Regions from separate parts of the Homo sapiens genome. Here region 1 is linked to region 2. The links are chromatin loops, found by intact Hi-C in ENCODE. Cell type or tissue: dorsolateral prefrontal cortex. All regions are shown on one strand. Links, peaks and the distances in the headings refer to the core of each region. The heading gives the core; the rest is flanking DNA.

Evidence for each region. Peaks named below come from ENCODE experiments on the same cell type or tissue, not always from the same donor. Only the 100,000 strongest peaks of a DNase experiment are listed, where the experiment ranks them.
Region 1: a loop joins it to region 2, with 2.1 times the contacts of the local background. A loop is called at or near these places in 1 of 110 quality-filtered maps.

What each region holds. Positions count from the first base shown.
Region 1 is chr5:180,365,226-180,379,998 of GRCh38, forward strand. No RefSeq gene overlaps it. Among named protein-coding and RNA genes, the nearest start is that of GFPT2, 19 kb to the left of the region's middle. RefSeq lists an enhancer at 5,046-5,547. In dorsolateral prefrontal cortex, for the core only: no CTCF peak of the experiment used is centred there; DNase peaks (open chromatin) are centred at 2,826 and 5,716; H3K27ac peaks cover 2,757 bases.
Region 2 is chr5:180,424,025-180,438,797 of GRCh38, forward strand. No RefSeq gene overlaps it. Among named protein-coding and RNA genes, the nearest start is that of CNOT6, 63 kb to the right of the region's middle. RefSeq lists an enhancer at 1-316. In dorsolateral prefrontal cortex, for the core only: a CTCF peak has its summit at 6,721; a DNase peak (open chromatin) is centred at 6,717; H3K27ac peaks cover 274 bases.

The sequences.
Region 1 (14,773 bases), core at 2,330-10,329, 59 kb before region 2:
AGTATCTTAAGATTAAAATATGTGCATTTTTTAGACACAATGCTATTGCACACTTAATAGACTATAGTAGGCCGGGCGCAGTGGCTCATGCCTGTAATCCCAGCACTTTGGGAGGCCAAAGCGGGCTGATCACAAGGTCAGGAGTTCGAGACCAACCTGGCCAACATGGTGAAACCCTGTTTCTACCAAAAATACCAAAGTTAGCCAGGCGTGGTGGCGCGTGCCTGTAGTCCCAGCTACTCAGGAGGCCAAGGCAGGAGAATCACTTGAACCTGGGAGGCAGAGTTTCAGTGAGCCGAGATCGAGCCACTGCACTCCAGCCTGGGCGATAGAGCAAGAGTCTGTCTCAAAATTAATAATAATAATAATAGACCATAGTATAAACATAACTTTTGTTGTTGTTGTTGTTTTGAGACAGAGTTTCACTGTGTCGCCCATGCTGGAGTGAAGTGGCGTGATCTCGGCTCACTACACCCTCTGCCTTCCAGGTTCAAGGGATTCTCCTGCCTCGGCCTCCCGAGTAGCTGGGACTATAGGCACGTGCCACCACGCCTGGCTAATTTTTGTATTTTTAGTAGAGACAGGGTTTCACCATGTTGGCCAGGCTGGTCTCGAACTCCTGACCTCAGGTGATCCACTCACCTCAGCCTCCCAAAGTGCTAGGATTACAGGCATGAGCCAATGTGCCCGGCCTAAACATAACTTTTATATACACTGGGAAACCAAAAAACTTGTGTGACTCACTTTATTAGGATATTCACTTTATTGTGATGGTCTGGAACCAAACACAAAGTATCTTCCGGGTATGCCTGTAATTCATGATGTGGATTTTAAAGTAAAGACTCTTATGACCATGATACCAGTATCACAGCAAACAAAACTCATAATACCTTAATAGTATCTAACACTCACTTCCTATTCCTACTTCCTCGATTGTCTCAAAAACATCTTTTTACAGCTTGTTGGTTCAAATCAGTGTACAAACAGTATCCACACATGGCTAGTGTGTTTCTAAGACTTGTAAAATACGGAATCCATGAGAACTTTCACAACTTCCCCATGCCATTCGCTCTCCCATCTTGGGGTGGTCTGAGAGTAGCAAGTGTTTTTACAGCCTGCAAACCCTCTGTAACTGTGCTCCCGTGAATGTCCATTTCCTGCCTGGCCCGGAGCAGGCACTGAGACTGTGTGGGCACCACGTGCTGCTGGAAAAGCAGCAGCCCCAGGGCCCGGAGCCCAGAGTGGCCGGAGATGTGAAGACAAGGGAGGGATGTGTAGAAATGCCGGTGCCCACAAGAGGCGGCTGCAGGGTGTGGACAGTCCTGGCTCCATAGTTGGGCTGGCCAGGGCCGAGCCTTGACTCCCTGCGGCTTCGAGCCTCTGGCATTCTCCTCTTGCATCAGACGGAGGCAGCTGGCACTCTCATACACTGCTGGGGAGAGTATCCATGGGTACAACTTTCTTTTTTGTTTGTTTGATTTTTTTGAGACGGAGTCTCACTCTGTCATCCAGCCTGGAGTGCAGTGGCGCGATCTCAGCTCACTGCAATTTCTGCCTCCCAGGCTCAAGAGATTCTCATGCTGGGATTACAGGCATGCACCATCATGCCTGGCTAATTTTTGTATTTTTAGTAGAGACGGGGTTTCGCTATGTTGGCCAAGCTGGTCTCGAACTCCTGGCCTCAAGTGATTGTCCCACCTCGGCCTCCCAAAGTGCTGGGGGTACAACTTTCTAGAGAGAAATTTGGTAGTATATATGAACGACCTTAAAATGTCTATTTTCTGACGCATTATTCTAATGGGATAATGAACAACTGGGCAAAAAATATTTGAGATGTTCACCTGGTGCTGTTTATACTTAGCAAACGTTGAAAATAACCCACATCCCTCAATAGGGACGGGTTACGTGAAGAATGGAACATGCCCACCAGGAAAGGTCACGCAGCCCTGAGACTCAGACACAGGTTATATTGCTAAGCAGAAGAAGAGGGCTACAGCAACGTTGTTGTATTGCATAATCCTCATTGTGCTCTTGCTTTATTTTTAACAGCTTTACTGAGATATAATTCACTTACATACAATTCACCCGCTTAATGTGTATAAAATAGGGAGTGTTGGTGAGTGGGTGCGGTTTTGTTAGACAGGGGAAATGTGTGCTGGAGACCTCAGGTACAGCATGTGTGTACTGAAAAATTGCTAAGAAAGTAGATCGCCAATGCTGTCACCACAAAAACAAAACAAAACACCACAAACCCCAATAACGGTGTGAAATGACAAACAAAACACCACAAACCCCAATAACGGTGTGAAATGACAAACAAAACACCACAAACCCCAATAACGTGTGAAGTGATGGATATGTTAGTTGGTTGGTGTTAGTCGTCTCATGATGTCTATCTGTATCAAAACATCACACTGTATGCCACAAATATGTACAATGTCCATTTGTCAATTATGCCACAGTAAAACGGGGGAAAAATAAGGTGTATGATTCAGTGTCATCTAGTACATGACCAGAGTCGTGCGGCCTTCATCACCATCAGTTTGAGAACATTTTCATCATCCTCCAACCAAAAAAGATGGGGAACCTCTGAATCTGGAGGGAAGGCTTCTTGACCGTGGTGTTCTGGAAGCAGAAAGGCTGGCCCCTTGCCTGGGAGAAGCAGCGTGGTTTCCCTGTCCTGCCTGCAAAGTGGCTAGTGGCAGGCCTGTAAGCAGGGCCCGGGAATGCTGCGCGTCCAGGGGGCCATGGAGGCTTGTGCCAGGCCTTTGTCCTGGAGCCCTCATAGGCTGGACAGGACCACACCTACAGAAGTGTAATGAGCTGGACCTCCCTTCCCACCAGCAGCTCCTCTCAGGAGTCCCTGGTGCCTCCCCCATCTGCCCAGGCTGCTGAGTTGGGGTCACGGGCCTCTTGGCACCAGCCTGTCTGGCTAGTCTGCTCCTTGGCAGAGAAGTCAGGGCAGGGAGAACAAGGGGCTCTGTGTCCTCTAGGGGTGCAAACTGCCCCACATCACGATCTCAATCAGTGGAGTGAAATGATTTGGACCGTCTCATGAATCTGCAGATGTTGGTGAGCAAAAATAACTGAAAACAAGCCAGCATCCAGACTCCCAGCCTTCCAGCCTGGCACGTCCCAGTGGTGCAGGTGCATAGATGGAGTCACAGCAGAGATCCTGATGGCAGGGGCCACTTTCCTGGAAGGGACTCGCCAACCCTGTCTTGGCGCCCGCTGACCCTAAACATAGGCAGGTCACAGTGACTGCCCACTCGGGGGTCCTAGATCCTGACTATCATGAGACTTCATGCCAGGTGCCTCTATACCTGCTGTCTGGAAAACCATTTGAGGTGCGACACTGTTCTCTCATGGGCCAACAAGAAGATCCCTGGCCGGGCGCGGTGGTTCACGCCTGTAATCCCAGCACTTTGGGAGGCCGAGGCGGGTGGATCACGAGGTCAGGAGATCGAGACCATCCTGGCTAACATGGTGAAACCCCGTCTCTACTAAAAATACAAAAAAATTAGCCGGGCGTGGTGGCGGGGGCCTGTAGTCCCAGCTACTGGGGAGGCTGAGGCAGGAGAATGGCGTGAACCCGGGAGGCGGAGCTTGCAGTGAGCCGAGATCATGCCGCTGCACTCCAGCCTGGGCGAGAGTGAGACTCTGTCTCAAAAAAAAACAAAAGAAAAAATTCTTGTAGTCTGTGACTGCGGTGCCTCGATGGATCACAGTGATGGGCCCCAAGAGCTCCACTGAGCACAAGGCTCTCCTGCCTTCTCCCAGCTTCTGTCCCCTGACTCTGAGTCTAGCCTGGAGTCCCGCCGAGCACAGGCCTCAAGCCTGTGGGGCAGAACTCACCTCAAATCAGCTGAAGCAAAAAAGAAAGGAAATGTACTGTTCCCAAGTGGGTCCAGGGGCTCAGGCAGTTCTTCCTGGTGCCACCTGCCGTGCCTAGGAGTAGAGGGTCACTGGAGCCAGTCTTGATGCTATGCAACTGGGTGAAAAAACTCAAAGTGGTGCCAGTCAAAAGGGGACTTAATTAGTTCACATAACTGAAAAATTCATGGGCAGGTGCAGGCACAGCTGGATCCAGACACTCGGATACTGAGGTCTCCTCCTGTCTCCGTCTCTCAGCTCTGCTTTTCTCTGTGCTGCTTTAGGTCGGTTTTCTTTGCCTGGTGGCCCTGAAGGTTCCAGGCTTGTATCCTACTGACTTAGCAACCCCAGTGGACAGCAAGCGCCCATCCCCAAAAGTTCAGAGGAAGAGCTGGGATTTCCTCAGGTTGTGTTGGGAATCATGCATCCCTGAGCCAGTCACTGTATGGTCACTACAGGTCTGGGCTTCACACCCATCGTGGGGTGGGGTGGGGTGGGCTGGACATCTCCCAGACAAATCTGAGGTGCTGTTAACAGACCAAGGCATGGACGATGGGTTGTAAACAACTTGTTTTTTTTTTTTTGAGACCGAGTCTTGCACTGTTGCCCGGGCTTGAGTGCAATGGTGCGATCTCGGCTCACTGCAACCTCCACCTCCCATGTTCAAGCAACTCTCCTGCCTCAGCCTCCCGAGTAGCTGGGATTACAGGTGCACACCACCACGCTCAGCTAATTTTTTTGTATTTTTAGTAGAGATGGGATTTCACTATGTAGGCCAGGCTGGTCTCGAACTCCTGACCTCATGATCCGCCCACCTCAACCTCCCAAAATGCTGGGATTACAGGCATGAGCCACTGCGCCAGGCCTTGAGCCACCGTGCCCAGCCTGTAAAAAACCTTTTGTCCATCACAAATGTGTAAGAGTCGGCCTGGGCCAGTGGGAGGGACGTCAGGGCAGTCAGGGCCAGGCGGAAGGGAAGTGTGTAGGGAGGGGAGCCCAATGGGTTGAAGTAGGAACCTCATGGGGTGCTGCAGGTGGAGCCCGGGAGCCTAGGGTGTGGGGCCCACAGATAGGGCGGGCTGGGCAGTCCTTCCCCATGCCCTCCATTGTGGGAGGCTCAGCGGAGGGCCTTACACAGAAGTGACCTGGAGGGACCTGCACTTTAGGAAGATCCCTGGGGCAGTGGGATGCTGGGTGGGCGGGAGGCTTCAGGGGAGCACAAACGGTCCCAGAGCTGCTGGGGAGGGGAGGGAGGGAAGGAAGCGTGGCATGCCCCATGGATCCAGCCCTGGAGGGCACCAGGAGCGCCGAGGCTGGCTTTCAGAACAAAGGCAGCAGCAGGCTGGGGAGGTGAGGAACATGGTTGCGCCTGGTTGGATAGGTGCCAGTGGACACCCCATTCTGCAGTGGAGAGGTACATGGGCACTTGGATATGTATCTGGGGCTTAGAGAAGGAGCTGGGCTGGAGGCTGGTCAGAGTCGGGGGACCTGGATGGGAAGAGGTGGAGGGCGGGGACGGGGAAGATGCAGAGGAACCCGTGCCAGGAGGCCTGATCTGCACTCAGGTGCCTGCTCCTGCTGGCCTGTGACTTTGGGCAAGCCCCCACATCTCCTGGAGCCTTGATTTCCTCATCTGTAAAACGGGGCTGGGAAGGCCTAGCTCCCAGGCAGTCATGAGGACAGAAGAGAACAGGCTCTGCAAACTGCGTGGCACAGCGTGCATGCTCAGAGGACAGTGAGGAAGCCTGCAGGCAGGGCAGGGGCCAGGCCAGAGAAGGTCCCAGAGCCACAGCTCAGGGAGGGGCAGGCTGTCCATGGGGAGGGGCAGCTGCTTCTGGTTCCCTGTGAGCTAAACTCAAGTGTCCCTGGTGGAGTCCGATGGGTGCGGCTCAAGCTGGGGAAGGACGCTCCGTCAGTGGGGGTTCTGCAGCGGGGTCACTGCCAAGAACAGCTGCAAAGCCACCCTGGCGGTGGCATTCAGAGCCTTCATTATTTTCTTCAGAACACACAGCTGGGAAATAAATGATCACTGGCTGCAAGGATGGGTGTTGGCCAGATGGCCTTTCTGTCACCCCTCCCAGCTAAAAGGGATTTTGGGAAATTGTCTTGTCATCGGATGAGGAAAATGAGCTGTGTGCTGCCTGTTTTCAGATCGCGAGTGAGTCAGACAGTGGTGGGGCTACAGAGAGTCTCAGGCCTTTGGACCAATCCACCCACTGGACAGATGGGAGAGGGGCCCGAGAGGCTGGGCGCCTTGTGTGGATCATCCGGCAGGTCAAGGGCCCTCGAGGTGGCCACCAGCTGGTGCGGACTCCTGCCTTCAGGTGGAGCTGCACTCCGGGCTTTGGCATGAGCTCCAGGCCACCAGCTGGTGCGGACTCCTGCCTTCAGGTGGGACTGCACTCCGGGCTTTGGCATGAGCTCCGGCACCCCCTAAACTTGCCTGCGGCCCACTTAGGGATGCTTTCAGAGGGGCCCACCGTATCCTGGAGTCGTGGTGTGAGAGGTTTTGCGTGTGTGTGTGCGCACGCAAAGGGGGAGCTGGAGGCCGGGCATGTGTGATCTCCAGGGCCACGAGTGGTATGTGAGCTCCATTCTCTAATGGCAGGGAAAGTGGATAGCACAAGAAACTGCTGCTCCTCTTCCAGGCCTTGGCGGTTGCTGTTTCCCCGGCCTGAAGGCTTCCTCCCTTCCCAGGTGGCTCTTGTCCCCACTTCAGAGAAGCCTTCCTGACTGCTCCGTTGACAGCAGTCACCTAATTCAACCTGGCTACTTGCCTGACGCCCAGACCCTGCCCAGTGCCCCTGGGGTGCCCCCTTGCAGGCCAAGCCGCAGCTTCCATCACCAGGCCTTAGCCAAGCTTCCATCCTGTTTCCAGCTCCCTCTGGGAGGACCCTGGCTGGGCGAGCAGGGCCTTAGTAACCTCCCTCCTAGAGGAAGGGACAAGCTGGGGGGCCAGGGCTGCCCCTGGGATCTGAGGAGTGGGGTTGGGCAGAGGCAATCAGGTGTCTTACTGGGCCTGAGAGGGCGACTGCACAGCCTCATTCCTCCGCTACCAACCACTGAGACGGTGCAAAGCTCAGGCCTGGGCTGAGAAGCAACTGCCCAGCAGGCGCTTCCCCCAGAGAGCTCCATTTCTGTGGCCTCCCAGGCATGGCCTCCATACCTGGAACCCTCTCATGGCAGGGAACAGGGCTGCTTTGAGCCTGCTGGGTTAGGGTTTGGATCTCTGCTCTGATCCCAAGGCTCTTCATTGCTAGCTCAGCTCTCTCCAGACATGTGGACTCACATGTGAAATGGGAATTATACTCCAGCTCAATAACTTGTGAGGATAACATAAGAGAAGGTAACAGGAATGTTCATAAAATTCTATAGTAAATTTAAGTATTTTCAAAAAAAATAGAAATCAAGCAAAAATATTTTTCTGGTTACAATAAGAGGATAATTAAAAAAAAAAAATCTCTGCCAGGCGTGGTGGCTCACGCCTGTAATCCCAGCACTTTGGGAGGCCGAGGCAGGTGGATCACGAGGTCAAGAAATCGAGACCATCCTGGCCAACATGGTGAAACCCCGTCTCTACTAAAAATACAAAATTAGCTGGGCGTGGTGGCGTGTGCCTGTAGTCCCAGCTACTCAGGAGGCTGAGGCAGGAGAATCACTTGAACCCAGGAGACGGAACTTGGAGTGAGCCGAGATCATGCCACTGCTTTCCAGCCTGGGCAACAAGAGCAAAACTCTGTCTCAAAAAAAAAAAAAAAAAAACCAAAAAAAAAAAAAAAAGAAAAAAGAAAAAAAAATAAGCCTAGAGCAGAAGAGGACATTAGAACTGAAACTGTGGGCCAGGCGCGGTGGCTCATGCCTGTAATCCCAGGACTCTGGGAGGCCGAGGTGGACGGATCATGAGGTCAGGAGATGGACACCATCCTGGCTAATGTGGTGAAACCCCGTCCTACTAAAAATACAAAAAATTAGCCGGGCGTGGTGAAGGGCGCCTGTAGTCCCAGCTACTCGGGAGGCTGAGGCAGGAGAATGGTGTGAACCCGGGAGGCGGAGCTTGCAGTGAGCCGAGATCGCGCCACTGCACTCTAGCCTGGGCGACAAAGCGAGACTACAACTCAAAAAAAAAAAAAAAAAAAAAAGAACTGAAACTGTGTAAGAACGTGTATATTAAAACCTATAAGGTGCGGGATGCATACACAGTGGTATTCACAGGAAAGTTCATAGCCTAAAAACATCTTTTAGAAAATATAAAAGAAGAAAACTCCTTGCAAGCAGGGCTTTTTTTTTTTTTTTCTTTTCTGTTTTGTTCACTGATATATGCCAAGTGCCTAGAGCCGAGGAGGCGGAAGAAGCTGAGGAGGACAGAATGGGGCAGGCTCTGTGGTCAGGAGAGGAGGAGGAGGCTGCTGGAAACTTTGAGGACTGAAAACTCAGGGCCAGACTAGATAAGGGCCATTGTGGCTGGTGCCAGCTGGATATTACGAACAGAGAACAAGATCGTCCCCCAGACCAACCTAGTGCTTTCTACATAGGGTCACCGCATAATTTCCTGTCTAAACCAGGGACTCTGAGAGTAAAGAGGTGTGTTGTTTGTAACCATGCCAAGACAACAGAAGTAAGCTGGGACTGTACCCCACAAATCAGTTGTGAGGCCACTTTATTCTCACGAAATCCCAGAGAAGGCAGGGGCAGATATGTGTGACGCATGTGTGTGTGAAACCCTGAACTAATGGAGATAACCAGAAAACTGAAATTGAACTCCATCCTGGTGGAATGGGGCACAAAATTCAAATTAAACTTAGTTGTAGGCTTAGTTATGCTGGCTCATGCCCGTAATCTCAGCACATTGGGAGGCCGAGGCAGGAGAATCACTTGAGCCTGGGAGTTTGAGATCATCCTGGGCAACACAGCAAGATCCCATTTCTACAAAAATGAAAAATGAGCTGGGCATGGTGGCACATGCCTGTAGTCCCAGCTACTCAGGAGACTGAGGCAGGAGAATTGCTTCAGTTAGGAGTTTGAGGTTGCAATGAGTTATGATCAAGCCACTGCCCTTGAGCCTGGGCAACAGAGTGAGACTCTTATCTCCGAAAAAAAATAGTTATAGAAAAAAATAAGCAGTTACATTTTATATTCCTGCAGGATACAGGTGGCACCCTCAAAATAGGTAGTTTGAGAAGATGTTAGTAGAAGGTGTGTGAAGGTGAGGACAGGGTGTGAGGAGAACACAGGCAGTACTCTGGTGCTAGTAACAGCAGGGAACCGTTACTGTTTCTAGGCCAGAAGGAGCAATGGGAGAGAGAAGTTTCTGGAACTCTGAGGCTGAAAGGGCTGTGTGGAGTTTGTCTGATAGAAGCTGTGACCTTCGGCTGTGGGACGCAGGAGGCCCTGCAGGAAGGATTTTCTTCTTCTCTCTCCCTCCAGTCTTCTGCTAAACACCTCCCTTGGGCTGAACCCCACTCGAAGTGACAAGAAAAAAGAGCCCTTTCCATGTGACCCATAACCAGCCTCCTGGAATACAGAACAGGATGGAGAAAAGTGGAGGGTGGGTCAGGAAAGGTAGATGGAAGATCTCCAAAACAGCTCACCCCTTCTCTCCTCAGCACCCAGTTCATTCAGGTAAAACTTTATGTCACCAAAGAGGGGTACAGTAATTCCTGATAGCAACAGCAGGGTTGGCGACTTTTTCCAGAAAGTATCGGATAGTAAATACTGAAGTTTTGTGAGCCATATCATCTTTGTTGCAACTCAGCTTGGCTGTGGCCGTGGACAATCCATACGCGAATGAGTGTGGCTGTGTCCCAATAAAACTTTGTTTACAAAAGCAGATGGCAGAGCAAATCGGGTTCATAGTTTGCTAAACCCTGAGCCGTAGTGTCATTGTGGGGTGGGGTTGGCTCCTTGGTTTGGTCCTACTGGAAACCGAAAATGTTAGCCACCACCCATGTTTTTCACATGTGATAGCATGTTTTTAACACGGCATAGGAGAGAAACAACAGGTCAGAACATGGCTGCCCAAGCCTTTGCTTTGCTGGGAGACCTGGGGTGAAAATCTCACTACAAATACCCAGACTCAGGGGCAGTGGCAAACAGCTTGATTGCCTGGGCAGGATCCGGAAAGAATGAGATTGGAAATTTGGGGGCCAGGTGGTCTGGAGGCAAGTCGTGTGGCTGGGGCACTTGTAATGGGCACAGCATGATGATATTGGCAGCTTCCGTGAATACCCACTCAAGGGCATCCACAGTGGAGGAAGTGTCCCAAATGCCTACGTCCCTAGGTCTCCAGACTCAGTGTGCCAGGACATTCCAACATTTCAGCCATGTTCCTTCAAAGCTTCCATCAGCCAACCCGCAGACCGATAGCATCTCTCCCTCCTCTCCAGCCGGCACATCACATCCAGCGGGACCATAGGGTGTGTCCATGTCAATGACTGTGGGCTGACTGAATCTCACATTTCATCCCCTTGGCCAAATGCGTTGGAATCCATCCTCTCTCCTCCATCCACTCCCCATAGTCTCTGGGCTTCTGATGGCACAGCGGCTCCGGAGGGTGCAGGTGTATGCAGGCAGAATCATGGACTCATGGAAAGGCTCCTCCATAGGGGAGGCCAGCTCCCTGGGCTGGAGAACTGCCTCTGTTGTCCAGAGACTCAGGGGGTCTGAGGATTCATGGACTCATGGAAAGGCCCTTCCATAGGGGAGGCCAGCTCCCTGGGCTGGAGAACTGCCTCTGTTGTCCAGAGAGACTCAGGGGGTCTGAGGATTCAGGGAATCATGGAAAGGCTCTTCCATAGGGGAGGCCAGCTCCCTGGGCTGGAGAACTGCCTCTGTTGTCCAGGGAGACTCAGGAAGTCTGAGGATTCAGGGCTCTCAGTCTCATTTGTGCCTATCTGACTTGTCTGTCTCCCAAGTCTCAGGGTCCCACGTCTTTCTTGTGTGTGATGGACCCCGGCCACATTGAGCATTCAATTGTCACTGCAGCTCTGCACCTTTGCAGTTCATCTGCCCTGCTGCTCAGGAGATGAAAGCACTGCCAAGGCTGCCGTGGAGCGTTGCCATCCTCCACCTGCATGTGCACCTGGACGTGCTTAGCTGTCAGTTTCTCCTTATTCCTAGGGACACTAGCACTTCTCAAGCTTTCTGTGGGGAAGGGTCATTTAAAAAAATTTCTATGTAATGCCAGCACTTTGGGAGGCCAAAGCAGGCAGATCACGAGGTCAGGAGATCGAGACCAGCCTGGCTCACACGGTGAAACCCCGTCTCTACTAAAAATACAAAAAATTAGCCGGGCGTGGTGGTGGGCGCCTGTAGTCCCAGCTACTCGGGAGGCTGAGGCAGGAGAATGGCGTGAACCCGGGAGGCGGAGCTTGCTGTGAGCCGAGATCGCCCCACTGCACTCCGGCCTGGGCGACAGAGAGAGACTCCATCTCAAAAAAAAAAAAAAAAAAAGGAAAGAAAAAAGAAAAATGATGCTCTAGAGTAGATACTATTCCCTGGGCCATGGTTGCCATAGCAGCTAGGGTGGCAGCCACTTGCTGTTCCAACGCCTTGGCCTCCTTATCTCTTGCTATTACCAGACATCCTTTGAGTAATCACGATGCCACCGCAGGCCAGATGTCCCAAGTCCCATTTCTTTCTGGCGAGGAGGTGTGAGCTGTGTGTTCCTCAAATACGTGAGCAGCCAGATCCCAGAGACTATTTTGAGGATCTGTTTCCTGGGGCACATTCAAATATGGTAAGTTGAGGAGAGTTTGGTTTGTTTTAAAGCTTTGTCGAGGTATAACTGATATACAAAAATTGCACACATTTGATGTATACATCTTGGTGAGTTTGAAGATATACATATACCTGGGATACCATCACAGCCAAGGTACTAAACATATCCATCACCTCTGAAAATTTCCTTTTGTTCTTTTATTTTTATTTTTGTAAGAACCCAACACGAGAGCCACCCTCCTAACATATTTTATCTATTTATTTATTGAGAGGGAATCTCACTCTGTCACCCAGGCTGGAGTGCAGTGGCGCAGTCCCGGCTCACTGCAACCTCCGCCTCCCAGGTTCAAGCGATTCTCCTGCTTCAGCCTTCTGAGTCGCTGGGACTACAGGCAGGTGCTACCGCACCTGGCTAATTTTTTTGACTAACATATTTTAAAGTGTATAATTCCGAATCATGAACTCTGGGCACTGAGTTCTAGAACTTATCCATCTTGCATAACAGAACTTTGTAAGCCATTGAGAAACAATTCCCCAGTGTCCCCAGCCCCCAGTCACTGGCAACCACCGTTCTTTTCTCTACTTCTATGAGTTTGCCTATTTTAGACACCTGATATAAGTGGAATCTGGCAGTATTTGTCCTTCTGAGTGGCTTATTTCACTTAGCGTAATGCCCTCCGGATTCATCCATGTTCTCAGATATTGCAGAATGTCCTTCTTTGGTGGAGAGTTTAATGAGACACTCTACCAAGGTGTGGGGAGGGTGCAGGAGAGCCCCAAGGAGAGTGCAGCCCTCCAGGGCTGTCCTGCTGGGGTCGGAGAGGAGCCACCTCCCAGGATCTGTGACCCTTAGCAAAGGAACAAGGCCAGCCCAAGGTGACCCTGCGGAGCCACTCCCTCTCAGGAAGGCCTGTTGGTCCCCCCTAGTGTCAGGCTCCTGGGGCAGGGTGTGAACGGCATCCGCAAGGCAAAGCAAAGTCATCTGGCACTGATTTCTTCCACTTCTGAATTCCTGGCTTGGAATTTGGGTCTCCTACAATTTCACGCTGTTTTGATGTAAGGAAGCTTGTGTCTGAACCAGACAGGTATTTACATGGTGCCCCGTGTCACTCCTTTGCGTGGGCCCTGGAGCCCAGCCACAGGAATCCCTCCGAGGCACAGTGCTTTTTTGGCTCTGTGGGTTGAGGAATTCGAGTACGAGTTAGTGCATGTGACTTAAAAACCGTGCATGGCGAAATCAACCTGCAGCTAAACACGGGTGCATTTCACTTTCTCTCTCAACATCTAAAACTACCAACCAAACTGGGCTCATCCTAGGACTGTCTCCACTGTCCAAAGGGAAAGCTCACTCCAATTTCAACCATTTCTTCACAGGGGTCCCCTTTGGGGTCAGCCCTGGGTCCTAGCCTGGCTCCTGCGACTTCCCCCACCCCGACCCCCCAAGTTTCCTGACACAAGGTAGCCGCCTTCTTCCAACCTCCCTAGGGCAGCCAATCCCGCCCCCACCCCATCCCATCCCGTCATGAAAACTCTGTTGCCCACGCCTCAGTCTGAATTTTGCTGGATTTACAGCACCAACACCACCCTGTGTATGCCGGCGTTGCGCAGAGTTACTCTGGCTGGGCCAGCCAGGGCTTGAGGACGTTAGCCTTGAGGGCTGTGCTGTCTAGGTGTGGGCCCTGCAAAGTGGGAGTGATGCTGACCTTAGCGGGTATAGGGACATGGAGTTACATGGCAGGAGAAGCTCTCTCTGACGCCAGTTCGCCATGGGCGCCTCTCTGACACTAGCCCTATTTTATGTTTTTAGACTCAAAGAGGAGGCCACAGACTCAGAGACCTTGGCAGGCAGCAGAACATGTCATTAGAATGGAGTAAGTTTTGTTTTCATTGAATTAATGTTCATGGTTCCCTTCTATTTATGGGAAATGAATCTAGTTTTATATTTAACTTAGTGATGTAATACTGCATTTTAAAATAAGTTTATTTAAATGAAAACAGGGAGACACATTTTTAAAAAATCCAGGTGGTGAGTAAACATAGCAAATGCTGACCATGGCAGGCCTGATGTACTTGGGAGTCAGCTGGGTGGCTGTGTCTTGCAGAGCGCCTCCCATGCTGGTTTCCCCACCTACACCCTCACCCCTTGCAGTGGGTGTTAATTTCCAGTGGCTGCCATAACAAGCTGCTACAAATGGGTGACTCAATGGCAACACCTATTTATCTTTGCACTGTTCTTCAAGCCAGAAGTCCCAAATCAAGGTGTCAGCAAGGGCCTAGGGGAGAATCCTTCTTGTCTCTCCCAGTTTCTGGCAGCTCCAGGTGTTCCTTGACTTGTGGATGCATAACTTACATCATTACCTTGGTGGTCCGTGAGGGTCTCCTCTTCTCCCTGTGTCTCTCCTCTGTGTCTCCTCTAAGGACACATGCTTGCATTTAGGGTCTACCTGGATAATCCAGGATGCTCTCATCTTGAGATTATTAAATTAACTACACCTGCACGGACTCTTTTTTCAAATAAGGTCACGTTCACAGGTTCTGAGATGTAGACACATCTTTTTTTGCGGGGTGAGAGGGTCGTAATTCAACCCACTCCAAGTGTGTTCTCCACATGCAGACTTGGACTCCAGGTGTTGTCCGGCCTCTGCTCGGAGCTGCAAGCTCAGTGCCCCCTCTCCCACTCCCCGGCCACTCTCCTGTTCAGTGTCTTCACTGCAGCTGCACAGAACGGCTGGCCCCTGCGTGTTTCTGCTCCATGCCAGGCCTTTCCCCCCTCGGCCTGGAGCTCTCTGTCCGCCCCCGGGATCCTGCAGTCTGCTCCGTCACTGCTTCAGGTCTTTGCTCCCGTGTTACCTTCTCAGTGAGACTTTCCCCAAGCGCTGAACACTGTACATCCTGCAGCCCCAACCCCGGGTCCTCACCTCCCTCCTTCCCTCGCCCTCGGTGCACGGTGTGTGTTTATGTCTGCCCCCCTCGCTGAAGCCTGAGCACTGTGAGCGTGGGACGTTTTGTCCGTTCTGTCCACTGCTGTAGTCCGAGATTCTAGACCGTGCCGGGCCCACAGTGGGTGCTCAGGAAGCACATGTCGACTGAGGAATGCGTGGGGCTGGGAAGGAAGGTAGAGTCGGGGGTCAGGGGGCAGCTGGCTCCGACCAAGCCCGATGACTCTCGGTGGAGCCTCAAACCC
Region 2 (14,773 bases), core at 2,174-10,173:
AAATGACCTTTTTTTTTTTTTTTTTTTTTTTGAGACATGGCCTCGCTCTGTTGTCTAGGCTGAAGGGCAGTGGCACGATCACAGCTCACTGCAGCCTCAAAGTCCTGGACTCAGGCAATCCACCTGCCTCAGCCTCCCAGGTAGCCAAGACCACGGGTGCATACCACTACACACAGCTAATTTTTAAATTTTTTGTAGAGGCAGCATCTTACTATGTTTCCCAGGCTCATCTCAAACTCCGGGCTCAAGCGAGCCTCCCACCTCAGGCTCCCAAAGTGCTGGAATTACAGACATGAGTCACTGTGCCCGGCTGACACACAGTTGTTTTTTTTTTTTTTTTTTGAGACAGAGTCTCGTTCTTGTTGCCCAGGCTGGAGTGCAATGGCACAATCTCTGCCCACTGTAATCTGCACCTCCTGGGTTCAAGCAATTCTTCTGCCTCAGCCTCCCTCGGGAGGCTGGGATTATAGGCATGTGCCACTACACCAGCTAATTTTGTATTTTTAGTAGAGATGGGGTTTCTCCATGTTGGTCAGGCTGGTCTCGAACTCCCGACCTCGGGTGATCCACCTGCCTCAGCCTCCCAAAGTGCTGGGATTACAGGCGTGAGCCACTGCGCCCAGCCAACATACATTTTTGAGGGACACTAGTCAACCCACTAAACATGACATATTTTATTCGATTTTTGAATGAATGCTAAGCCAAACTTGCCTTCTTGAGATAAACCCCTATAGGTCATAATGTATTAATCTTTATAAGTTAATCTTTATAAACTTTTCTTTAAAAAATTCATCTATATTCATTAGAGATTTTAGTCCTTAATTTTCTTTTCTTGTAATGTCTTTGGATGATGATAATTATTATTATTTTGAGATGGAGTCTCACTCTGTCTCCCGCGCTGGAGTTCAGTCGCAGTATCTTGGCTCACTGCAAGCTCTGCCTCCTGGGTTCAAGCAATTCTCCTGTCTCGGCCTCCCAAGTAGCTGGGATTACAGGTGCCCGCCACCATGCCCAGCCTTGTCTTCGGTTTTGATATCAGCATAATAGCAGCCTCATAGAAATAGCTGGGAAATATTCTCTTCACTTCAATTTTATGGATTTGTTTGTGTAAAATCGTTATTATTTCTTATTTAAATGTTTGGTAGAATTCCCCAGTGAAAGCACCAGGGCCTGGAGTTTTCTTTGTGGGTGAGTTTGTAACTACGAATTTAATTTCTTTAATAAACAAAGTGCTACTTAAGTTATCTGTTTCTTCTTGAGTCATTTTTAATGTCTGTGGCTTCCAAGGAATTTGTGCATTTAATCTAGGCTTTCAAATTTATAGACAATATGTCTTTCTTTCTTTCTTTTTTTTTTTTCTTTTTTTTTTTTTTTTTGAGATGGAGTCTCACTCTGTTGCCCAGGTGGGAGTGTAATGGTGCTATCTCAGCTCACTGCAACCTCCACCGCCCAGGTTCAAGCAATTCTCCTGTCTCAGCCTCCCGAGTAGCTGGGATTACAGGCACCGACCACCACGCCTGGCTAATTTTTGTATTTTTAGTAGAGACGAGGTTTCACTGTTGGCCAGGCTGCTTTTGACCTCCTGACCTCAGGTGATCCACCCACCTCAGCCTCCCAAAGCCCTGGGATTACAAGCGTGAGCCACTGTGCCCGGCCTATATATATATATAATATATATAATATATAATATATAATGTACATATTATATATAATGTATATATTACTTATAATGTAAATATTATATATATTTTATATATATTTTGAAACTGAGTCTCGCGCTGTCTCCCAGGCTGGAGTGCAGTGTAGCGATCTCGGCTCACCGCAAGCTCCGCCTCCCAGGTTCACACCATTCTCCTGCCTCAGCCTCTCCAAGTAGCTGGGATTACAGGTGCCCGCCACCACGCCCGGCTAATTTTTTGTATTTTTAGTAGAGACGGGGTTTCACTGTGTTAGCCAGGATGGTCTCGATCTCCTGACCTCGTGATCCGCCCGCCTCGGCCTCCCAAAGTGCTGGGATTACAGGTGTGAGCCACCATGCCAGTCCAGGTCTCGATTGTTTTATAATATTACTTCATCATCCTTCAAATACTTGTGGAATTTGTAGTACTATAATCTCTTTCATTTCTGCTCTTGAATTTGTATCCTCTCTTTCATTCTAATCAATTTGGCTAGAAGTTTACCAATTTTATAGGTCTCTCTTTTTTTTGTTTTCAATTTTATTGATTTCCTCTTTGATTCTTTTTTTTTTTTTTTTTTTTTTGAGACGGAGTCTCGCTCTGTCGCCCAGGCTGGAGTGCAGTGGTGCTATCTCTGCAAGCTCTGCCTCCAGGGCTCACGCCATTCTCCTGCCTCAGCCTCCAGAGTAGCTGGGACTACAGGCGCCCGCTATGACGCCCGGCTAATTTTTTGTATTTTTTAGTAGAGACGGGGTTTCACCCTGTTAGCCAGGATGGTCTCGATCTCCTGACCTCGTGATCCACCCGCCTCAGCCTCCCAAAGCCCTGGGATTACAAGCGTGAGCCACTATGCCCGGCATATATATATATATAATATATATATTATATATAATGTATACATATATAATGTATATATCACATATAATGTATATATTATATATAATGTATACATTATATATATATATTTTATATATATTTTGAAACTGAGTCTCGCACTGTCTCCCAGGCTGGAGTGCAGTGTAGCGATCCCGGCTCACCGCAAGCTCCGCCTCCCAGGTTCACACCATTCTCCTGCCTCAGCCTCCCGAGTAGCTGGGACTACAGGCGCCCGCCACCACGCCTGGCTAATTTTTTGTATTTTTAGTAGAGATGGGGTTTCACCGTGTTAGCCAGGATGGTCTCGATCTCCTGACCTCGTGATCCGCCCGCCTCGGCCTTCCAAAGTGCTGGGATTACAGGCGTGAGCCACCGCGCCCGGCTCCTCTTTGATTCTTATATTTCTTCTGCTTGCTTTGCATTGTATTTGTTCTCCTTTTTCTTGTTTCTTATGGTATAATCTGAAGCCATCGATTTGAGATATTTTCTCTTTTCTAATAGAAGCATATAGTGCCATAAATTTCGCACTTCACCTGCATCCCACAAGTTCTGATATTTTGTTTTTTCACTTTCATTCCATTCAGAATAATTACTAATTTGGCTAATTTACTTTTGATTTATTCTTTCACCCATGGGTTATTTAGAATTGTTTAACTGAGTTTTGAAATATTTGAGGATTTCAGAGCTATCTTTCTGTTGCTCATTTTTTTTTTTTAGATGAGGTCTTGCTCTGTCGCCCAGGCTGGAGTACAGTGGAATGATCATGGCTCACTGCAGCCTTGACCTCCTGGGCTCAAGCCATTCTCCCACCTTAGACCCCAGATAGCTGGGACGGCAAGCACACACCACCATGCCCGGATACTTTATTTTTAGTAGAGATGGGGTTTCGCCATGTTGCCCAGGCTCGTCTTGAACTCCTGGACTCAGGCAATCCACCCACCTTGACCTCCCAAAGTGCTAGGATTGCAGGTGTGAGCCACCGCATCTGGCCTCTGTTGTTCAATGTTGCCCAGGCTGGAGTGCAGTGGTGCAATCATAGCTCACTGCAGCCTCAAACTCCTGGGCTCAAGGGATCCTCCTGCTTCAGCCTCCTGAGTAGCTAGGACTGTAGGTGTGCACCAGCGTGCCCGGCTATTTTTTAAATCTTTTTGTAGAGATAAGAGCTTGCTATGTCGCCCAGGCTGGTCTTGAACCCCTGGCCTCAAAAGATCCTCCCACCTTCACCTCCAAACTATTGGGTTTACAGGCATGAGCCACCATGCCTGCCCATCACTTTTATTTTTGAAAAATATTTTCACTATTCCACTGTCTTCTCCAGACAAGAAATCTAGTGTCAGCTTTATCTTTGTTCCTCTGTATAGAAGGATTTCTGGGGCTGCTTTGAAGTTTTTCTCTTTATTACTGGTTTGAAGCTTTGTGATTATGATGTGATTTTTTTCTGGTTTCTTTTGCTTGAGCTTTGTTGAGCTTCCTGCATCTGTGAATTTATTTTTAATTAACTTTGGGAAACTCAGGACCATTATTTCTTCAAGTATTTTTTCTGTTCCTTTTCTTCTCTCTCCTCTCCCTTGATGATTCCAAATTACACACGTATTATGTTGTCTGAAGCCTTCCTACAAATCATTTATGCTCTTTTCATTTTTTAATTTACTTTTTTCTCCTTGTTTTTCAAATTCGCTACCCTTTTTCTCCTAAAATGTTTGACCTGCCCTTAATCCCACTCAGTGTATTTTTCATATTCGGCATTGTAATTTTCATCTCTGGAAGTGCTATGTCCATAACTAACGTACTGAGTGTTGTAATCGGGGCACAGTAACTGTCTTAACGCTCTTGTCTGCTAATTCTAACGTATACGTCGTTCTGGGTAGGTCTTGATTTGATGATTCTTCCCATTAGGAGGCATGCGTTCTGGCTTCTTTGTACACCAGGTGATCTTTGACTGGATGCTAGATACTGTGAATTTCATCTTGTTGGGTGCTGAATATTTTTGTATTCTGTGGGAATTCTTGAACTTTGTTCTAAGACACAGTTAAGTTACTTGGAAACAACTTGATCCTTTCAGATCTTGCTTTTATTACTTGTTATGCAGGTCCAAAGCAACGCCGTCTACGGGTAATTATTCCCTATTATTAAGGCAAGACCTCCCTGAACACTGTACCCAATAGCCCGTGAATTATGAGTTTTTCCTGTAAGCCGGTGAGAACAGTGTTCCCAGCCCTGTTTGGGTTTCAGGCTGTGTCCAGGCCGTGCTCCCTGTAACCCTTCCATGAGGTTCTTGCCCTGGCCATGGGTAGTTTCCGCATATGCGTGTGCTCTGGTGCTTACTCAGGAGGGCCCTGTACAAATCTCCCCAGTTCTCTCTCTGCACAACTCTCTCCTCCCTGGAATTCTGTCCTGTGACCTTTAGTGGCCTTGTTCTCTCTCAACCACATCTCCTCAAGAAGGCTACTGAATCTGCCTCAGTTTCCTTTTCTGCTCCACAGCCTGGAAACCACCTCAAGGCAAGCTGGGGTAATTGCAGGGAACATCTTGTTTGCTTCCCGTCTGTCAGGGATTACTGTCCTACATTGTCCTGTGTCTTGAAAACCATTGTTTCACATATTTTGCCTGGTTTTGTTTATTTGTTGCTGCTGTTTTAGGAAGGAGGGTCAATCCGGTCCCTGTTTATCGATCTTGGCCACAAGTGGAACTCCACGCTATTTGATTTTAAGACCTTATAAAGTTACAGTCATCAAGACAGCACGGTACTGGAGAGGGGGCAGACACATAGATGAATTCAAAGGAATAGAAAGTCTAGAAATTGACCCACACAATTACGGGCAATTTATCTTTTAGAAAGGTGCAAAGACGATTTGACAAAGAATGGATAATATTTTCAACAGTTTTGTTGCAATAATAATGAACCTCAACCCAAACCTCACATTATACAAAAATTAAGTCAAAATGGATCATATATCTAAATATAAAATGAAAACTTAGAAAACTTGAAAGTGTAGGAGAAAACCTTCATGATCTTAGCTTAGGCAGAGTTCTCAGATACAATACCAAAAGCATGACTCACAAAAGTAAAACTTAATAGAGCCAGGTGTGGTGGCTCATGTCTGTAATCTTAGCACTTTGGGGAGGCTGAGGCGGGTGGATCACTTGAGGTCAGGAGTTCAAGACCAGCCTGGCCAACATGGTGAAATCCCGTCTCTACTAAAAATGCAAAAATTAGCCGGTTGTGGTGGCGGGCGCCTGTAATCCCTGCTACTCAGGAGGCTGAAGTGGGAGAATCGCTTGAACTGGGGAGGTGGAAGTGGCAGTGAGCCAAGATTGCACCACTGCACTACAGCCTGGGTGACAGAGACTCCGTCTCAAAAAAAAAAAAGTAGAACTTGATAAATATGACTTCACCAAAATGGAAACGTTTTGCTCTGCAAATTAAAACCAAAATGAGATACCATCACATACCTTTGAGAATGACTAGAATTAAGCAAACCCTCAAATAAACTCTGTCAATACCAAGTGCTGGATACAAAGTAACTGGAACTCACATCCATTGCTGGTGGGAGCACAAAAATGGTGCAGCCACTTTGGGTAAGCTTAGCAGCTTCTTACAGAGCTAAACATGTGCTTATATATGACTCTGGAGTCCCACTCAGGTGTTTCTGAGAGAAATGAAAACATATATTCACACAAAAATCCTTTTTTTTTTTTTTTTTTTTTTTTTTTGAGACAGAGTCTCGCTCTTTCGCTGCGGGAATGCAGTGGCGCTATCTTGGCTGACGGCAAGCTCCGCCTCCCGGGTTCACACCATTCTCCTGCCTCGGCCTCCCGAGTAGCTGGGACTACAGGTGCCCGCCACCACGCCCGGCTAATTTTTTGTATTTTTAGTAGAGACGGGGTTTCACGTGTTAGCTAGGATGGTCTCGATCTCCTGACCTCGTGATCGGCCTGCCTCGGCCTCCCAAAGTGCTGGGATTACAGGCGTGAGCCACCGTGCCCGGCCACACAAAAATCTTACACCAATGTTTACAGCAGCTCAATTCATAATTGCCAAAAAATCAGAAATAACACAAGTGAATGGATAAACTGTGGTTCATTCATAGCATGAAAGACTCCCAGTGCTAAGAACAATGAGCTATTGATACGTGTAGTAACTAGCACGAATGTCTGAGGCCCTCTGCTGGGGTTACACTCAAGAAGTTATAGGACATTCCCGAAAAGATAAATCTATCAGTGGTAACCAGGAGTTAAATATAGGGGCTGGGTTTTATTTTCTTTTTTCTTTTTGAGACGGAGTCTCACTCTGTTGCCCAGGCTAGAGTGCAATGGCGCCATCTCGGCTCACTGCAAGCTCCAGCTCCCAGGTTCAAGCGATTCTCATGCCTCTGCCTCCCGAGTAGCTGGGGCTACAGGCATGTGCCACCACAGCAGGCTAAATTTTTGTACTTTTAGTAGAGATGGGGTTTCACCATGTTGGCCAGGCTGGTCTCAAACTCCTAACTTCAGGTGATCCACCCACCCCGGTCTCCCGAAGTGCTGGGATTACAGGTGTGAGCCACCTCGCCTGGTCAAGGGGCTGGATTTTCTACAAACGGATGGCATGAGGGAGTTTTGGGGGGGTGGCTAAACTGTTTTGTATTTTTTTTTTTTTTGAGATAGATTTTCACTCTGTCACCAAGCTGGAGTGCAGTGGCGTAATCTCGGCTCACCGCAAGCTCCGCCTCCTGGGTTCCAGCAATTCTTCTGCCTCAGCCTCCTGAGTAGCTGGGACTACAGGCGCGTGTCACCACACCTGGCTACTTTTCGTATTTTCAGTAGAGACAGGGTTTCACTGTGCTGGCCAGGATGGTGATCCCCCCACCTCGGCCTCCCAAACTGCTGGGATTACAGGTTTGAGCCACCGTGCCCGGCCAATATTTTGTATTCTAATTGTGATTACGGCCAGCCTTCTCCAAGGCTAGATGCTGGACACTCTTCTCCAATTATATAGCCATTAAATAAGTCCTTACTTGGCTTCTATAACGTGCACAACACTGGGCAGGACAGCGTGGGGAATAAGACAAACCTGGACCTTGCCAACTGTGGAGCTCCAGATGTCAGCAAGTGGCAAGGCAGGGCACGAACCCCACAGTCCTCAAACCAGATGTGCAAAAGCCATGACTCCACTGTCTCTGGCCCAAGATGTGTGCTGAAGAATCCTTGTTGAGCCACTCTGGGTGAGTCCTGTCCAATTTTATTTCTCAACTATGTGGTGTTTAGGTATCAGTCCTGTCACGGTTCTTCTCCCTGTTCTTCTTCCAGGGTGATGTCTGAGTTCTAGATTCTCAAGAGGTGACAGGGCCAGTGGGGAGGGGACCTAGATGGAAGGCACCTGCTGCAGCAGCACTGTAGGTGGCTCTCCAGTCTTGGTGTCTCCTGAAGCTGCTGGTGAGAGGTGACAACGTGCTAGCAGCCCTCGCTCTCTCGGCGCCTCCTTGGCCTGGGCGTCCACTCGGGCCGTGCTTGAGGAGCCCTTCAGCCCGCCTCTGCACTGCAGGAGCCCCTCTCTGGGCTGGCGAGGCCGGAGCCGGCTCCCTCTGCTTGCGTGGAGGTGTAGAGGGAGAAGCGCTGGCGGGAGGCGCGAACAGGGGCTGTGCGCTCTCGCGGGACAGCGCGAGTTCTGGGTGGGCGTGGGCTCGGCGAGCCCTGCACTCGGAGCGGCCAGCCAGGGCCACCAGCCCCGGGTGGTGAGGGGCTTAGCACCTGGGCCAGCAGCTGTGGAGGGTGCGTGGTCCCCCAACGCTGCTGGCCTGCCTGCAGCACACTGGAATTCTTGCCGGGCCTCAGCAGCCTCCCCATGTGGCAGGGCTCGGCACCTGCAACCTGCCACCCCCTAGCCCCTACCCCTCCCGACGTGGGCTCCCGCACAGTGAGCCTCTCCCCTACAGGTGCGCCCCCTGCTCCGCGGCGCCTGGTCCCGTCGACCACCCAAGGACTGAGAAGTGTAGGCGTGCGCCCCGGGACTGGCTGCTAGCAGCCCTGGCACAGAATCCACTAGGTAAAACCAGCTGGACTTCTGAGTCGTGTTGGGCTGGGGGGCGGGTCTTGGAAAACTTTTATGTCTAGCTAGAGGATTGTAAATGCACCAATCAGCACTCTGTGTCTAGCTCAGGGATTGTAAACGCACCAATCAGCACCCTGTCAAAACGGACCAATCAGTTCTCTGTAAAACAGACCAATCAGCTCTCTGTAAAATGGACCAATCAGCTCTCTGTAAAATGGGCCAATCAGCAGGATGTGGGTGGGGCCAGATAAGGGAATAAAAGCAGCAGGCTGCGTAAGCCAGCACTGGGGTCCTTTTCCACCTTGTGAGAAGGTTAGTTTGTTAGCTCTTTGCGATAAATGTTGTTTCTAATTTATTGGGTCCAAGTTGCCTTTATGAGGTGTGACACTAACTGTGAAGGTCTGCAGCTTCACTTCTGAAGTCAGTGAGATCACGAACCCACCAGAAGAAAGAAACTGTGGGCATGTCTGAACATCTAAAGTAACAAACTCAGGACGCACCATCTTTAAGAATTGTAACACTCACTGCGAAAGTTTGTGGCTTCATTCTTGAAGTCAGGGAGACCAAGCACCCACGAATCCGGGACACACAGAGATGCCCACACTCCTGCCACTTCCTGCTTCACTCTGTGTCTTTGGGGTTTCTTCAGCTAGCTTGCTTCTGCCTCCCTCATGGCACCCATGAGCTGTGGGTGGGAGCCCACATGTCTCTCTAGAGGCTGCACTTAGGTCCACCCTCCTTGCGTGGGCCCAGGGCTCTGCTGCCCTTTAGCCTCTGGTGCTAGACCTGGTGTTTTTAGTGGGGTCCTGGCTCCTGCGGCTCCCTGGGAAGATACCCTCTATTCTGGGTCCCTTGAGCCTTTCTGGCTCATGGCCCTGTCTCACCCTTGGGAGGTGGGAGGAGTGAGTTGAAAGCAGGGTCCTTTTTCAGAGGCTCAGACACGCTTGTCTCCGCTTTACTTGCTCCAGCTCTGGGAGGCCCCACACCTGCCCAGGGAACTGGGCTGTCACAGCATTGTGCTAACCAAGAGCTCACGCTCTCCTTTGGAATTCAGTACACCCTGTCTCTGTACCTAAAAGCTTTTCCTGTAAGAGCGATGGATGGTCCAAGCCATGGATCCCTAAGGCCTCCCAGCAAATACCAGCTCTGGTCTGTGCCTTCCTCCAGGCGTTTCTCCAGGAAGCATCTTACTCCAAGGGCCCTGAGGACAGAGAGCTTCCTGGACCAGGGGATAGGGAGCAGGACGTACAGAGAAGGAGATCCATTATTCTGCCAAAGTGGCTTTGGATGTGGGTTTGAATAACATCTTCCCTACTTCCTAGCTATGTGGTCCTGGCAGCTTTCTCCCTTCTTTCCTCTCCTCCACGCTTTCTCTTTTTTTTTTTTTTTTTTTGAGACAGACTCACACTCTGTTGCCCAGGCCGGAGTGCAGTCGCACAGTCTTGGCTTACTGCAACTTCCACCTCCCAGATTCAAGCAATGATTTTGCCTTAGCCTCCCGAGTAGCTGGGACTACAGGCGCCTGCCACCACGCCCAGTTAATTTTTTGTATTTTTAGTAGAGGTGGAGTTTTGACTGTGTTAGCCAGGATGGTCTCGATCTCCTGAACTCATGATCTGCCCGCCTCGGCCTCCCAAAGTGCTGGGATTACAGGTGTGAGCCACCGTGCACAGTCAATTTTTTTATTTTTAGTAGTGATGGAGTTTCACCGTGTTGGCCAGGCTGGTCTCAAACTCCTAATCTGGTGATCCACCCGCCTCGGCCTCCCAAAGTACTGGGATACAGGCGTGAGCCACCGTGCCCAGCTCTTCCAGGCATCTATTTCTAACCTCGTGGTGTATAACTTCCCTACCTTTCTCTCCGCATTCATGTAACCATTCACACACGCATGCAGTTCTTCTCGGTTTTGTTTTGGGATATTATGTTTACTTCTCTGCATCCTGGTTGGAAGTTCACTGTGGAATTCCTCCAAGTGTGTTTGTTCGCATTTAATCCATTCTTCCAGGCTGCCTAGTCTACCATGAAATAGCTGTCCCACAAATTACTTGGTTTATCCCTATTGAGGCAATCTCTTTTTTCCATGACTTTGCCACCTCTTGTGCTACATTAATTGATGGGTGGGGACCTGGGGGTACTGGAAGGTGCTGGTGGGAGCAGGTAGAGTCCTTGGAGATGTGGCTCTTGATGGCAGTCATGTGTCCAGCAACTTCCATGTGCCCCACTGTGTTGGTTCAATTGTGCACCTCGTTGGTCATGTAGGATGAGCCCAGACTAGGATACAGCCAAATCGCTGGGTCAGTAGCCCTGTGCACTGACCCTGTACACTGCCTTGCGTGGGTTCCTGTCTTATTTGCTTTTTTTTTTTTTTTTTTGGAGACGGAGTCTCGCTCTGTCGCCCAGGCTGGAGTGCAGTGGTGTGATCTTGGCTTGGCTAACTGCAACTTCCGCCTCCCGGGTTCAAGCAATTCTCCTGCCTCAGCCTCACGAGTAGCTGGGACTACAGGCTAATTTTTTTTTTTTTTTTTTTAATTTTAGTAGAGACTGGGTTTCACCATGTTTCCCAGGCTGGTCTCAAACTCCTGAACTCAGGCAATCCATCCGCCTCGGACTCCCAGTGTGCTAGGATTACAGGTGTGAGCCACTGTGCCCAGCCCTTATTTGCATTTTTGGGTGTGTGTGTGGTTGATGTGAGGGTAGATGCTTGGAGTGGGAGGACAGAAACGAAGGGGGTGGAGGATGCAGGGGGTGCAGGGAACCCCACTTGGGGCTGGTTTCTGGGTCCCTGTGGGGAGAGGCAGAGGTCGAGTCCCTGTCTTCAAAACACATGTTCTGGGGTAAAGTGCGTGCTTCCCAGGTTTCAGGTGCCCAGTGAAGGCACTGGAAATGGAAACGGGGTTGCAACATGGCAATGCCCCCCACTGGCAGGAGACAAGGGTGCCACACACATTATATCAAACACATGGAAGATGCTCCTGGAGACCCCTAGAAATGCAGAGAGCTGGGGAAAAAGGAAGTGGGGGCCAGGATTTGTTTCCATCCACAGGAGCCTGGCTTGCTTGCATGGACAGGGTGATGGAAGGCCAAGGGGCAGCCTATGGAATGGGCAGGAAGGCTTGAGACCAGGGCCGGCCCGAGCAGAAGCCAGACCCGCTGGAGTGGGGGCTGAGAGGTGAGCAGGGGAGCACCATGGGCAGCCTCGCCAGGGCACTGAGCCGTCTGTCTGTCCTCACTGCACACCTTTCAGGGCTCACAGCCCAGGTGGGCTGCCCTAGTTGGCCTTGCCTGGGGCTTGCTCCTCTGGGCCGAGGGAGGCCTGGGCACCAGCATGGAAAGTGCCACTAAGACTGAGCATGGGGCATGGCGAGCCCCCAGATGAGTGGGGTGCCGTGACCTGAAGCAGGAGGCATTGGCACTTGGGCACCAGCCCTCACGATTATCCCCCCTTTACAGATGGGGAAACTGAGGCACGAATGGGGGTGCCGCTTGCTTGAGGTTGCTGTCTCAGTTGGGATCCCCAGAAACAGACTCTGAAACGAGGACGTATGTGCAGGTAGTTAACAGGGTGCTCAAAGTAGGTTATTTGGGTGCAGGTTCCCAGGAAACACTGTGGGGTGTGGGGAAGGGAGGCAGGGAAGGGAGGGGAGGCCATGAGAATGTGTCGAGGAGCAGTTACCCTGGAGCAACCGAGGCTCTGTCCCCTGGGGTCTTCTAGAGAATCGGAGGCTCAAGCCTCAAGGGGTCCCTCTGAGTGGAAGAAGATGGGGTATTTCCTCACTCACTTCTACCCAGGGGAATCAATTCCCCCGCACCCCAGGCCCAGCCTGCCCTGAAGAGAGACGGGGAGAGTCGTGTGACCTTAGGGCAGGCCTCGGCTCTGGGCAGGGCATCCGCCGCAGTGTCCACACAGCTTCACAGCTAGGGAGGCAGGCCAGGGGCTCGAGTGAGGGCATTTGACCTTTTCCCAAGATCGCATCCTCCTCGCTCTCTCATCAAGGGTTTTGGACAGAGCCCTTCTCCAGGAAAGGCTGCAGGAGGCGGCTCGCTGGCATGTTGCTGGCAGGGTTTCAGTTTGCACTGCTTCTCCGCAGGGCAGTTTGGCTGTGAGGAACAGAATGCCCACCCTACATGCCAAACAGCAGCAGTGAGCGGAACAGGATTTCAGTATCAGGGCTGCTTAGCTGCCCGGCGATGTGCTGAGGGCCTGGGCTCTCTATTCTCCTTTGCTTTTCAGCTTTATCTGGTTAGTTGGCCTTGCCCTGGCCTTCCAGAGCCCAGGGTCTAGAGCACAAGGCAGCAGGAAGGAGGCTCTTGGGAGCTTCTCCATCTTTTGAGGGAAGAAAGTTTTCCCCAGGCTTTACCCCCAGCAAAGGCCCCTTCCATCCGCTTGGCCAGGTCTGAGTGTTCTGACCAACATGATGGTGCTGGGTTAAGGACGGTAGCACCTCCTCTCCCTCCAGCTGCGACCTCGAGGGGCTTTGGAGCTGGGGGAGTGACCACAGACCAGGCCTGGATGACCAAGACTGCTGGGTCAGCCAATGGTCCAGCAGCACCAGCCCAGGGCAGCCAACGGTCCAGCAGCACCAGCCCAGGGCAGCCAACGGTCCAGCAGCACCAGCCCAGGGCAGCCTCAGGCTCAGGACTTTAGGGCTCCACACAGCAGGGTTGGAGCCTCAGCACACAGCTAGCTGGAGTCTGACCCCCAAGGTCCCAGCTTGTCCCCACCCCCATCAGTCAAAGGAAAACCAGAGAGGCCGGGCCCGGCGGCTCACACCTGTAATCCCAGCACTTTGGGAGACCAAGATGGGAAGATCACTTGAACCCAGGAGTTCAAGACCAGCCTGGGCAACATGGCAAGATCCCATTTCTAAACAACAAAAAATTAAAATAAAATAAAGGCAGGCCAGGGAGAGACTGCCCAGGACGGTGGCCGCAGCTGCTGTGCATAAGGGCCCGCTGTGGGCCTGGCGTGGTGCTGGGAGTACCCATGTGTCTCCTCCTGTATTCTTCAGTCCTTGACCTGGCTCCCAGGGGCCTGTCTGTGCTGCCTTCCTTCTGTGCCTGGAAGTGTCCCTGAGCCTTGGCAGCTTCCACGTAGCCTCAGAACCACTTTCCATTTGTATTGTTAGATTAGTTTTAAATATCCAAGTAATCCATGAATTCACTTTTCTTATATATATGTACAATTAACTGCCCCCATTCCCCGCCCAAATCCTAGGTCCCAGGTAACAGCGGTTTCAGCTTTTGCTCCTTCTCCTTGCAGGCCTTTCCTGTGTTTACACCCACCTGCAGCGTGGATAAAGAGTTTCTGGCCGGGCGAGGTGGCTCACGTCTGTAATCCCAGCACTTTGGGAGGCTGAGGCGGGCGGATCACGAGGTCAGGAGATTGAGACCATCCTGGTTAACACGGTGAAACCCCGTCTCTACTAAAAATACAAAAAATTAGCCGGGCGTGGTGGCGGGTGCCTGTAGTCCCTGTTACTCAGGAGGCTGAGGCAGGAGAATGGTGTGAACCCGGGAGGCGGAGCTTGCAGTGAGCCCAGATTGCGCCACTGCATTCCAGCCTGGGCAACAGAGCAAGACTCTGTCTCAAAAAAAAAAAAAAAAGAAAAAAAGAAAAGAGTTTCTATTGGCTGGGCATGGTGGCTCATGCCTGTAATCCCAGCACTTTGGGAGGCCAAGGTGGGCAGTTCACCTGAGGTCAGGAGTTCCAGACCAGCCTGGCCAACATGGTGAAACCCTGTCTCTACTAAAAATACAAAAATTAGCTGGGTGTGGTGGCACACACCTGTAATCCCAGCTACTCGGGAGGCTGAGGCAGGAGAATCACTTGAACCCGGGAGGCAGAGGTTGCAGTGAGCCAGGATCACGCCACTGTACTCCAGCCTGGGTGACAAGAGTGAGACTCCGTCTTAAGAAAAAAAAAAAAGAGTTTCTATGAGTGTGTCACAAAGCGCACAACGTGTCCACATGGTTCTGCCCCTTTGACTTTTTCACTGTCCGCCTGTCTTGCTGAGTGAAACCTCCACCAGTGTGTGGCCCCTGCTGTTCTTTTGATGGCTGTGTGTTCCCCAGTGTGGAGACGGCTGGTGCTGTCTTTCTCCCGCTGATGATGTGGAGGTTCTGGGTAAGATTCTGCAGCTCCCTTCTGCTGTAGACTGAATGTTTGTCCCCAGCCCCGTCAATTCATATA